2 separate regions of the Homo sapiens genome follow, and region 1 is linked to region 2. A link is a contact called in ENCODE Hi-C or POLR2A ChIA-PET data. All regions are on one chromosome and are shown on one strand. The core of a region is the stretch at or near the end of the contact, and the rest is flanking DNA. Distances in the headings are between cores, read along the strand shown. Region 1 overlaps LRRC7 (leucine rich repeat containing 7). Region 2 has its middle 76 kb from the start of CTH.

Region 1 (5,714 bases), core at 2,777-5,276, 350 kb before region 2:
GAAACATAGTATAGGTTCTCAATAAATATTTGTGTAATTATTAAGTGGATGACAGGCCTGGCACATAGTGCACTTTATAAATATTGAACTAAACAGCAAATTGATCTTCAGTTTGTGTAACCTTAAACTACCAACCTTTCATCTTCTCAGTTGACTCAAAATTCCCAGTTAAAAAAAATTTCTCCTTTTTAAATCAGTCTTCCTCCTCTCTTCAGCATTTTTTCTAAGACATTTTTGGTCTTTTCTGCTGTGTTTCAGCAGTTACATTTAATTTTCCTTTTGTGTGTTCTAAGGACCTTAACACTATCCAAAAAGTAACACCATTCAAAAAGTTTAAGAAGTGGCTTTTATTTAATTGGAGCACACCATATCTATCCTTTTGATTTGATTGGGTTTCCTTTCTCTTTGAGAAGAAGTCATGCACATTGTCACTAGATTACGTTACCTAAGCAATTTTTACAATTTGGATGTGGAGGGAAGAATAAAAGATGTCATGAGAGAGACGAGGCTACGGAAGTGTAGTTGAGAGAAAGGGGTCTCCACCTACCTATTTAGCTCTAAATTTTAATCAAACTGCTGCCAAATGCTGCCCGTCCTTTAAGTAGATAAAAGAATAGTCTGTCTACAGGCTGTTGGCCACAGTTGAGCATGACAATGTTTACACACTGCATTTTGGCATCATTTCATGAATAGATCCCACCCCCTATATCCCTAAAGTGAAGATGTCATATAGTTCAGCCAAAATTATCAAGCCACTGTAAAAGCTATATAATTGATATGATTAACTATTTAGATAGAGCACAGAAAAAAAATCAGGGTTACCTTGACAAAACCATGTTACCCCTCCCAAACTTTTATAGAGATAGAATCTGGCCTGTTGATCTCAAAGTAGAAAGAAAGCATGCTATTTATACTGCCATGATCTTTGGCTTCATTAGATCCTTCCCCTGAAGGGACAAAAAATGGAATCCAGCCCCTTAAAACAAAAATGATATCTAACTGGGAATCTAATGATATCTAAGACCCCCAGGTTGGTAAGCTCCTAACCACAATCCCTTTATTACCTCATGGGACCTTAATTTCCTTTCAAGTAAAACATTTCTGTCCTAGCTTTCTCACAAAACTATTTCCCATGTCTTTCTATTTGGGTTTCATAGCTAAGTAACTCCAGAATTGAGTGAAATATTCCGAAACATTAAATGTTTTGTCATTGACTCTTTTACTTATACTATTAATATTAATTACTCTTATTCTACCTCTGCTTTTTAATTTCTTTGTATAAAGAGAACTTGATAACTATCAAGTTAATTATGTCTTCTTCTCATAAAATTTTTGATTTAGAAAGATTTAGATAAAGTCATAGTATATCTTGAAGGAAACAGCCACCATTGCTGTCTTTGATAGCATGATGCCTCAAACTCTCCAGGGGCCTACTCTTTGGTATCTTATAGCCCAGTGTCTATACATTTACATGGGTAAAAGAATGCCAATGTCTCTTTGAACAAAAATAAATGAAAAATGAACTGGAAAAGTGAAATATTAATTGAGAGAGTGACATTATCTTAGGATAGTAAGAATATTTTAGAATAGTAAGAGTACTTTAATGAAATATTTTTAAGTAAGAGCATTTTAGAATAATGAGAATAATGAGTGAGTAAGGAACAAGAACAGACTAGGGCTGGGAAAGAGGGGAATTAATAAGTTATTAAGGAAGAAAGAATGAGAAAGACAAAAGAAGGGCAATAGAGGACTGATACAGAGAATCAGAGAGGAACTGGATAAAAGAAATCAGATTCAGGCATATCCTCCAGTCTCTTCGTTCTGGTGACCATGCCCCTTCTTCAGACAGCCCTGAATTCCCTTCCTCTCTCTCTGCTCTCTCTTGGCCAGAGGAGTAATCGTTCAGCTCTTCTTGGTTTCTGCCTTCCCTCCTGCTCTTCCAGATGTCAAAAGAAGAATTTACAGTGAAAAATAAGGTGCATATTAGAAATATATTTAGTTTAATTGCTATTCATTTCTAGAAACTATTTTTGTCTAACGTCATAGGTAATGCTTTAGTCATACAACTTCTCAGAACAAGGAAAAAAGTTATCTCATTTTTAAAAATTACCAGAGTACTTTTCTTTTTTCTTTTCTTTTCTTTTCTTTTTTTTTTTTTTTTTTTTTTTTTTGAGACGGAGTCTCACTCTGTCATCAGGCTGGAGGCTGGAGTGCAGTGGCACGATCTCAGCTTACTGCAACCTCCGCCCTCCGAGTTCAAGCGATTCTCCTGCCTCAGCCTCCCGAGTAGCTGGGATTACAGGCGCCTGCCACTGCACCCGGCTAATTTTTTGTATTTTTAGTAGAGACGGAGTTTCACCTTCTTGGCCAGGTTGGTCTTGAACTCCTGACCTCGTGATCCACCTGCCTCGGACTCCCAAAGTACGGGGATTACAGGCGTGAGACACCGCGCCCGGCCGTACTTTTCTTAAATAAAGACTAATGTCAGACAGTGTGGCTACAGGTAAAAGCTCTGTGGAGAAAGGAGCAAAATTATTGTCCTATCATAAGACAGAAAGGGACCTTGAGAGGATCTGGTTCATTTGTCTATCTTCAGGGAAGGATTCATGCTATTCTTAAATTCCTGGAGCGAAGGGGTGAACATTTCCCTCTGTAACCCACCCTTATAAAGCAACAAATTGTGTTTCATCTCAATAAAATCCTCTAGTTTAAATTACTGCGTTCAACTCTGACAAATACTATCCTCATATTTAGTTGTACACATCCGCATACTCTTTTAAAGAAACATGTGTCTGCAGTTCAGAAGAGCCACCACTAGATGGAGACCTCATATCTACATTTTAAATCCCAGCCTTGGCAATTCTCTGGCTTGGGGGAGCACAGTCCGATTTTTGTTGTTGTCGTGGGTGTTTTTTGTTTGTTTGTATTGAGACAGTGTCGCTCTGTCGCCCAGGCTGGAGTGCAGTGGCGCGATCTCGGCTCACTGCAACCTCCACCTCCTGGGTTCAAACGATTTTCCTGCCTCAGCCTCCCGAGTAGCTGGGACTACAGGCATGCACCACCACGCCCGGCTAATTTTTGTATTTTTAGTAAAGACAGGTTTTCTCCATGTTGCCCAGGCTGGTCTTGAACACCTGGGCTCTATCGATCCGACCGCCTCGGCCTCCCAAAGTGCTGGGATGGCCTTACACAGTCTGTTTTTATGCCCCTTGTGCTGATACAATTGCTAACAACACCCCTTTCCTTTCTCCTTTGAGAAAATTTGAAACAATGCTCTAAATTTACACAATTTAAGAAAAAAACAAGAGCTTTGAGCTTATTTTAGGCAGTTTATATGTTTTTTTACTAAACCTCTCAGATTGTATCAATCACCCAAAACCTAATGAGACAGAAACCACTTTCTCAGTGAGGCTTGATTGTTTAAAGTTTTGATGTTCCTTAATTGTTCAGTTTAATTATTATACCCACCAGTTTAATAGTTCTTCTCTAACTTGTGTTTTCCAAATATTTTGCTCCTATCTCCCATTATTTTAGCCACACTTCCTTCAGGTATGCCCATTCCAAGTATGTGGGAATAGATTTGTCTCAAGTTACTCAAAATTTATTTTTAAAGTTAACTTTCCAAAACTTAAACATCAGGAACTGTGGTTAAGTTTGCCTAGCCTTCTTTATGTAATTCTAAAACTAGTCCAATCTGAATATGTGTGCATCTGGGTATAGCTTTATTTCCATCTGGCAATAACTAGGCATCTACAATAAACGCCTAATTTTTCATTTTATTTATGTGTATGAGTAATCAGCATAATATGACAATCAGATTTTATTTTATTATGAAGTGAATAAGAAATGTATTTCGAAATGTATTTCAAAATGTCTCTCACAAAGTGATCATTGGATTCCCAAGGTAGTTTGCAATCTCCCCAGCCTCTCTCCTTTCAGTGGGAATATCTGGGTGCTGAAGGCAGAGAACCCCTGGCGGCCTTGGTGACATGTGTCCTCAAGCTATTTTGGTTCTTCTTAGTCATTTGAAATTCCAGGGCCTCTGATGGCTGGATCATTGCTAAAAAGGCCAAATGTTTTTGTTTACTTCCTCTAAGCTAATTATATCCTCACCCTCACAGCTTAGCCAGCCTCCTGGTCTGAGCTTCTTCTTTGCTAATTCCATCAAAGCCCTACTTATATGGGTTTCAGGTGTTCCCCTGCCAACCATTTAATCTTTTTTTCTTCCAACCCGGAGCAAAGGTAGAGGGAAGACAAGGTGTTCTTTCCCAAAGTTTATGTGAAGCCATTTATATCCTCTGGTGTTTTCCTCCAAAAAAAACAATTTCCTTCTAGCCACATGATCACCAGATACTAATACAGAATACTCTTTCTTAGCAAATTCAATTTAACCTTCTTTGGGGGTTAATATTTTGTAAGTTCTTTCTGACCTCAAGCCTGCCAATTTTAGTGCACCATTTTGGGTTTGTTTACCAAGTGTTCTTCCTCTCTTTTCAGAGAAGTTAAATATCTCCTTAACAAATTTAAATTGTACACAACAGTGCCACCCATTTTAAAGCAAATACGGCAGGTGTCCACCATTGTTTTGGATACAGCTTTTGAGTTTTTGATTTGCCTGATGTTCTATTTCATCTTTTTTATTCCTTCTATTTTCCATAACCTTTTAATGATAGGTTTAGTTGTAAAATCCAGAACTATTTAAATACTAGAATGAAAATTACATAGAATTTTACTGAAGAGTATAAGAGAAAACGTCTTGAAAGTTTGTATGTATGTATTCCAGTTGCGCTTTTTATTTCTTTTTTCCTTTCTTTTCTTTTGCACTACCTCAGATTTTTGGTATCCACTATTAGCGAAGTATTTTTTTCTTTGTCTTCTATGGATAATCTTAATTTTTTATTCCTAGGAGCAACCTCTAGGTCAGTGCTTGCTATCCAGCCACTAGCATAGTTCCCCAGGAGCAGGCTATGATCATCTCCTCAAAGCACGGGGGCTTGTGGCTTATTCTTTTCACTTTTTTACCCATCTCCGTGCCATACTGTAGAACAAACATCATTTTTTTAGTTCTGTCATGAGGTAAAGATGTAAAGATGTAAAAAGCTCTGCTTTTAGGTACAACAAATGGAAATATCATCTAGGCTGGGTTGGGGTGCAGGACCCCCAGCAGCTGTGGGAAGAGAAGAGAGCAGGAGAAGCTGTCACTTAAAATGCACTGAGATCCTTTTGAAACATCTCACGCACTCCTCCCCAACCCCGACTCCAAGGGTGCTGCTTGTCCAACTGTGTCACCTCCCTGACAAATAAGTGAATATCCATCATATTCAAGACTTCACTTTTATTGATGATCATTAAGCTAGAATCTGTAAAAGAGAAAGTTGTTAGATAGTGAACAAGTCCCATTCTCTAAAAGTGATTTTTTCTCTAGGATATCATCATCCAAACTATTCTTGCCCTGTAATATTTGTCTATACTGTCTTGATTGTTTTAAACCAGCCATCTTTGATAGCCAGTTTTGGGATATAAATCTTCAGCCATACTTGTAGAATCGTTTGACTAAGCAACGGGTATCTTGCACTTGATAGGTTCTCACAGTCTCATTATGATCAAGACAGATATTCTAGCAGGACATCACTGCTATATTCTTTATAAAACCATGAATGTTGCTAGCAAACAGTTCAGGCATTTCTTTGTGGCCATTTCCCAGAGAAATTCAA
Region 2 (6,290 bases), core at 2,382-4,881:
TTTTTGTTTTGCATTTAGACGGAAGATTAGAGCCTGCTCTTACTTGGTGACACTTACTGTTCTGGTTTCTAGCAGCAAGTCCTTAGAAAGATGGTCACGTTAGCTGGGCGTGGTGGCTCATACCTGTAATCCCAGCAGTGTGGGAGGCTGAGGCGGGCGGATCACGAGATCAGGAGTTTGAGACCAGCCTGGTCAACATGATGAAACCACGTCTCTACTAAAAACACAAAAATTAGCTGGGCGTGGTGGCAGGTCCCTGTAATCCCAGCTACTTGTGAGGCTGAGGCAGGAGAATCACTTGAACCGGGGAGGTGGAGGTTGCAGTGAGCCGAGACTGCGCCCCTGCACTCCAGCCTGGGCGACAGAGAGAGACTCCGTCTCAAAAAAAAAAAAAAGAAAGAAAGATTATATTAACAGAGGCCACATGTGGGCTGGAGTGGTTCTGAACTGCATTCACAGCATACTTTTAAATATAGGAAGATTTAAGGCACATGATGTGATTAAATTGCATTTAACCCATGTTGGACTGTGTACTTTTATGCTTTTCAGTATTATGTTATTTGAATAAAACAACAATCAGCACACTCTAGGCCTGGCATGCCGTCTACCAAAAACGCAACTATGTTTTTAAAAGTGAGTCTTTTAGAAAGCAATGCAAAATTTTTTCTAGATAAAATGATATGATGTCTCGGATTTTATCAGAATATATCCTACTCAGTTGTGTATGTATTGTCCATAGCAACTTTTATGCTATCATGGCAGGGCTGAGGCGTTTTGTCAGATTCCATATAACCCATACCTGGAAAGCCTAAAATCACATTTTCAGTCTAGTTTTACATACAGCAATTTATACACTGCCATTGATGGAGACATGGATACTGCTCTCCATCTTCTACTCGGCTTAATGACCCATTCAACAGATAGCATCAGAGTAGAATGTATCTTCAGGTAGAGTATAAAAGCATTTAGGCCGGATGCAGTGGCTCACTCCTGTAATCCTAGCACTTTGGGAGGCTGAGGCGAGAGGATCACCTGAGGTCAGGAGACCAGCCTGGCCAATGTGGTAAAACCCCATCTCTACTAAAAATAAAAAAATTAACTGGGCATGGTGGCAGTTGCCTGTAATCTTAGCTACTTGGGAGGCTGAGACAGGAGAATCGCCTGAACCCAGGAGGTGGAGGCTGCAGTGAACCAAAATTGCACCATTGCACTCCAGCCTGGGCAACAGAGCAAAAACTCTGTCATACACACACAAAAAAAGTATTTACACAACAATACAAATTTGTTAGATAGCTGTGAAGAATTTACAATATGCCAGTGTATTGTTATAACTGCTAACTATTTGGCTAGACTTTGTGTTTGATACATGTTAGGTATAGAAGATGTTATAGTAGAGATCTTGTTTGTTGGTTTGTTTTTTCCTTCTGATCATTCATCCTTATTTATCTGCTAATAGTGCCTTGATTTACTTAGGAAAACATTTTTGTAAATGTATATTGGCACACATAAGATGGTAGGATTCTGAAGTATTTTGAAAATAGAACCATTAGAATTTGCTGATGAATTAGTTATGGGGTGTGAAGAAAAAACAGGAGTCAAGCAAAACTAAATATTTTGGTCTCATCAACTGAAAAAAGTATCTACTATAACCATGTCACATAATTCATATTTATTTGCTTATTCTTTGCCTTCTTTCACTAGTGGTTTGAGGTCAAGGGCTTTCTCTTTTTTCCTAGCAACTGGAAAAATACCTGGAGTGTAACATATTTTAAGTATGTTAAATGAATAAATGTCTAAGTATTTCTGTGGCATACACTTCACAGGTGTGAAGTTACATGGAGTTAAAATGAATGTATACATTTAATTTCAGTATGTTTGGAACTACCATCCAATTTCCCAATTATAATTCCACTAACTATGCGTTAGAATGTTATGGCTGCAAATGAATGAGCAGTATGGTAGGCAGAATAGTGGACCCCCAAAGATGTCCATATCCTAATGTCTGGAAATTGTGAATATGTTATCTTACATGGTGAAAGGGACTTCGACTTTGTGGTTAAGGTTAAGAACCTTGAGACGGGGAGAGGCTGTGGTCAGAGAGTGATGTGATAGCAGAAGACAGAAGTAGGATCACAGAGGTATGACATTGCCGACTTAGAACAGAGTAAAAGTAAAAGTGGACATAAGCTGAGGAATGCAGGAGGCTCTAGAAACCAGAAGAGGCAAGAAAGTGGATTCTCCTCCAGAGCTTCAGAAAGGTATGCAGCACCTTGATTTTAGCCCGGTGAGACCATGTAAGACTGTGAACTTAAAGAACCTTATGATAATATATCTGTGTTTTTGAAGCTATTAAACTTGCAGTAATTTATTTCAGCAGTAACAAAAAACTAATATGAACAACATTTCAACCAGCAGGTGTTTGTGAGGATGGTGGTATGTCTGATGAAAAGATAAGAATGAGCAAAAATGGGCCGGGTGTGGTGGCTGATACCTGTAATCCCAGCGCTTTGGGAGGCCAAGACGAACGGATCACTTGAGTCTAGGAATTTGAGACCAGCCTGGGTGACATGGTGAAGCCCCATTTCTACAAAAAATATAAAAATTAGCCGGGCGTGGTCACACATGCCTGTAGTTCCAGCTACTTGGGAGACTGAGGTGGGAGGATTGCTTGAGCCCAGGTGGCAGAGGTTGCAGTGAGCTGAGATCACTCCACTAAACTGCAGTCTGGGCAACAGAATGATACCATGTGTCAAAAAGAAACAAACAAACAAACAAAAATGAGCAAAAATGGAGGCAGATTACATCACCAAGATAGTGGAATAGAAGGTAACCCTCTTATATCCTCCCAACAAGAAGAAATCTACACCAAGACATAGTTAAAAGTCACTCTATAAGAGCCTCAGTATTCAGGTAGATGCTTGTGAAACCCTGATGGAGTCCAAGACCTAGAAGGATCGTTTTGAGAGTCCAGACTGACAGTGCTGTCAAGCGGTTGATTCACCAAGTTTGCACCTGGGTTCAAGCCCAGAAGTGGCCTAGTCCTCCAAGGTGCTTGGCTCTAGTTCCATTTGGCTTTGAGCCTGCAACCAAAACCATCTGCCAAGGGGTCCAGAAGGAATTGAGCACACTAGTTCCTTGGCAGAAAGGTTAGTCTGCCTGCTGATATCAGTCTGGGCATGGAACCTGAAAGTTGCTGTATGGCTCTGGCCCAGCCTTCTTCAGCTGAGGTCCCAGCTCAGAGCTGCTTATAAAAGGGCCCAGAGGGATACTTACCCATCTCTTGCAGTCTGGTAGTCTGAGCCTCCCTGATGTGCTTGCCAACCTTGATCCCACAGCAGACCCTGAGCCAGTCCCAGCTCAGGGCCCTCCTTCTGCGATCAGGGAACTATCTCATCTGTGCAGGGAAGTCCTGGGAGACACACACACCTGCCTCTGAGTCACTGAGACTGGGCTGTCCAGCTTCTGCATCACAGCAGATCCTGAGGGAGCCCAGTTTTAGTTCTGGCCTCTCCTGCTGGAGTTTGGAAGCTATCCTGCCTGAACTGAGACCTGCTGGGAGACAAGCACCTTTCTGGCCCTGTGAGATGAGCTCTCCAGCCTCTGTCCAACAGGAGCTCCTGCCAAAACACAGTCTCAGCTCTGACCCCTCTTGCTGTAATCAGGGAACTATTCCATCTGTTCAGGGTTTTTCTGAGACACATGCACATTCTGAGCCAATGAGTCAGGGCTTTCCAGCCTCTATCCCACAACAGAACCTGAGGAGGCCAAGTTTCAGCTCTGGCCCCTCCAGCTGCAGTCAGGGAAATACTGCATCTGCAAAGTAACTTGCTGGGCAACACCCACCCCTCTGAGTTAAGATGGAGCTCTCTAGCCTCTGTCCCATAGCAGATCCCAAGGGGGCCTGGTCTCAGCTCTAGTCCTTCCTGCTGCAGCCAGGAACTATCTTGTTTGTGCAGGCACATGCTGAGAGATGCATACCTGTCTGAGTCAATGTGGAAGGCGTGCTATCCCTTCCACATTGGGGCCCAGTCTCATCTCCAGCCACTGCTGTTGTATTTGACGAATGACCCTAGTTGTGTAGGGACCTTTTGGGTGATGCATGCACATTACAGTCAATGAATTGGGCCTGCCAGCAGATCCCAAAGAGGCCCAGTTTCAACACCAGTCCCTCACGCTGCAGTCAGGACACATATTGACTGTGCAGAGGCATGCTGGGAGGTATACATGTCTGGGCCACCAGGGCAGTCTTCTGGACTCAAGACCTTGGCCAGAATTCCCATACAGCCCCAATACCCTCCTTGGGTCTTCCCTGGGTCTATCTGGGCCAGAAAGCCATGCCACCTTCTCATGAGACTCATAGCAAACCTGGGCTTAGAGCATCCTCTAGTGTTGAGATGGTTGCAATGGCCGCAGTCTCAAAAAACACAACAGTCAGTGATAAGGTTTCGCTGTTGCCTCCACTCAAAATCTCATCTTGAATTGTAATCCCCACAATCCCCATTATCCCTATAATCCTCACGTGTCAAGGGCGGGACCACGTGGAGGTAATTAGTTCATGGAGGCAGTTTCCTCCATGCTGTTCTCATGATAATTAGTGAGTCTCATGAGATCTGATGGTTTTATAAGTGCCTGGCATTTTCCCTACTTGCTCTTCTCCTTCCTGCTACCCTGTAAAGAGGTGCCTTCTGCCATGATTGTAGGTTTCCTGAGGCCTCTCCAGCCATGTGGAACTATGAGTCAATTAAACTTCTTTCCTTTATAAGTTACCCAGTCTTGGGCAGTTCTTCATAGCAGTATGAGAATGAACTAATACAGTCAGTATACTTAGAATCCCTGGAAGGCCTTTTGAAGGAGGACAGGCACAAACAAAGCCAGACTGCAATGACTAAAATAAACATCCAATCCCTGAATGCACAGACGTTGTCACAGATCCACAAGTATTAGGAACATTCAGGAAGATATGACCTCCCCAGAAAATAAGGTGCCAGAGACTGACTCTAGAGTGATAGAGATGTGTGATCTCTCAGACAAATAATTTAAAAAAGCTGTTTTTAGGAAGATCAATAAATTTCAAGAAAATAGAGATAATTCAGAAATTTATCAGAGATATTTAATAGGAAGATTGAAATAATAATAATTAAAAGTTTTCAAATCTGGAGAAAGATATAAATATCCAGGTACAAGAAGGTCAAAAGTCACCAATCAGATTAAACTCAAATAAGATTACCCTAAGACATATAACCAAACTCTCAAGGGTCAAAGACAAAAAGATGATTCTGAAAGCAGTAAGAGAAAAGAAGCAAATAACATGTAAGGAAGATCCAATACACTTGGCGACAGGCTTCCCAGCAGAAATCTTATAGGCTGGGATGAAGCGAAATATATTCAGAGTGCTAAAAGAAAAAAAAACCCTGTCAACCAAGAGCACTGTACCTAGCAAAACTATCCTTCAGAAATGAAGAGGAACAAATGAAACAAAACCTGAGGGAATTTATTGCTATCAGAATTGTCCTAAAAGAACCACTAAAGGGAGTTCTTCAATCTGAGCGGAAAGGATGCTAACGTGATTGTTGTACTAATGTTGAAATCATAGTGTTTCAACTATGGATATCTTTAGTAAAAAGACTAAAAGAATAAGAAAACTATTAAAAATAATAATGGCCAGGTGCGGTAGCCCATACCTGTAATCCCAGTACTTTGGGAGGCCGCGGTGGCCAAATCACTTGAGGTCAGGAGTTTGAGACCAACCTGGCCAACATAGTGAAACCCATCTCTACTAAAAATACAAAAATTAGCCAGGCGTGGTGGTGTGTGCCTGTAATCCCAGCTATTTGGGAAGCCGAGGCATGAGTATCGCTTGAAACCAGGAGGTAAAGGTTGCAGTGAGCCGAGATCATGCCACTGCACTCCATCCTGAGTGACAGAGCGAGACCCCATCTCAAAAAACAAAAACAAAAAAACTAAAACAATCAGTTAAGAGATATACAATATAAAAATGTAAATTGTAACATCAAAAATTTTTAATGTTGTGGGAGAAGGGAGTTAATGTGTACAGGTTTTTCTTGGGGGAGGATTGTTTGTCTTTATTATTATTATTATTTGCAATGAAAATTAAGTTGAAAACAGTTTTAAATAACTTGTTATAATGATAAGTTTTGTTTTTTTTTGTTTTTTTGAGACAGGGTCTGACTCCTGTCGCCCAGGCGGGAGTGCAGTGAGATCATGGCTCACTGCAGCCTCGACTTCTGGGCTCAAGCAGTCCTCCTGCCTCATTTTTTGATTTTTTTTTT

Evidence for each region. A loop is a pair of places that touch in the nucleus more often than their neighbours do. ChIA-PET counts read pairs that join two places held with the same protein, here RNA polymerase II (POLR2A). Pooled maps may share reads with other maps.
Region 1: a map of CD4-positive, alpha-beta memory T cell shows a loop between it and region 2 (18-fold over the local background). The contact joins two enhancer-like sites. A Hi-C loop is called at or near these places in 36 of 168 maps with a recorded cell type or tissue (A673, CD4-positive, alpha-beta memory T cell, CD8-positive, alpha-beta T cell and 21 more), 37 of 37 single-sample maps with no recorded cell type and 30 of 50 pooled maps. POLR2A ChIA-PET finds 5 or more read pairs at or near these places in 4 of 52 experiments (GM12878, Panc1, T-cell and 1 more).

The regions. Positions count from the first base shown.
Region 1 is chr1:70,130,313-70,136,026 of GRCh38, forward strand. LRRC7 (leucine rich repeat containing 7) reads left to right here. Exons shown (of 27, transcript NM_001370785.2): 27 at 1-5,714. Among named protein-coding and RNA genes, the nearest start is that of LRRC40, 72 kb to the right of the region's middle. RefSeq lists an enhancer at 3,834-4,128. Within about 2 kb of position 4,027, at least 3 of the 41 ENCODE cell types and tissues checked have a DNase peak (open chromatin) inside an H3K27ac peak, as active enhancers do.
Region 2 is chr1:70,483,697-70,489,986 of GRCh38, forward strand. No RefSeq gene overlaps it. Among named protein-coding and RNA genes, the nearest start is that of CTH, 76 kb to the left of the region's middle. Within about 2 kb of position 3,632, at least 5 of the 41 ENCODE cell types and tissues checked have a DNase peak (open chromatin) inside an H3K27ac peak, as active enhancers do.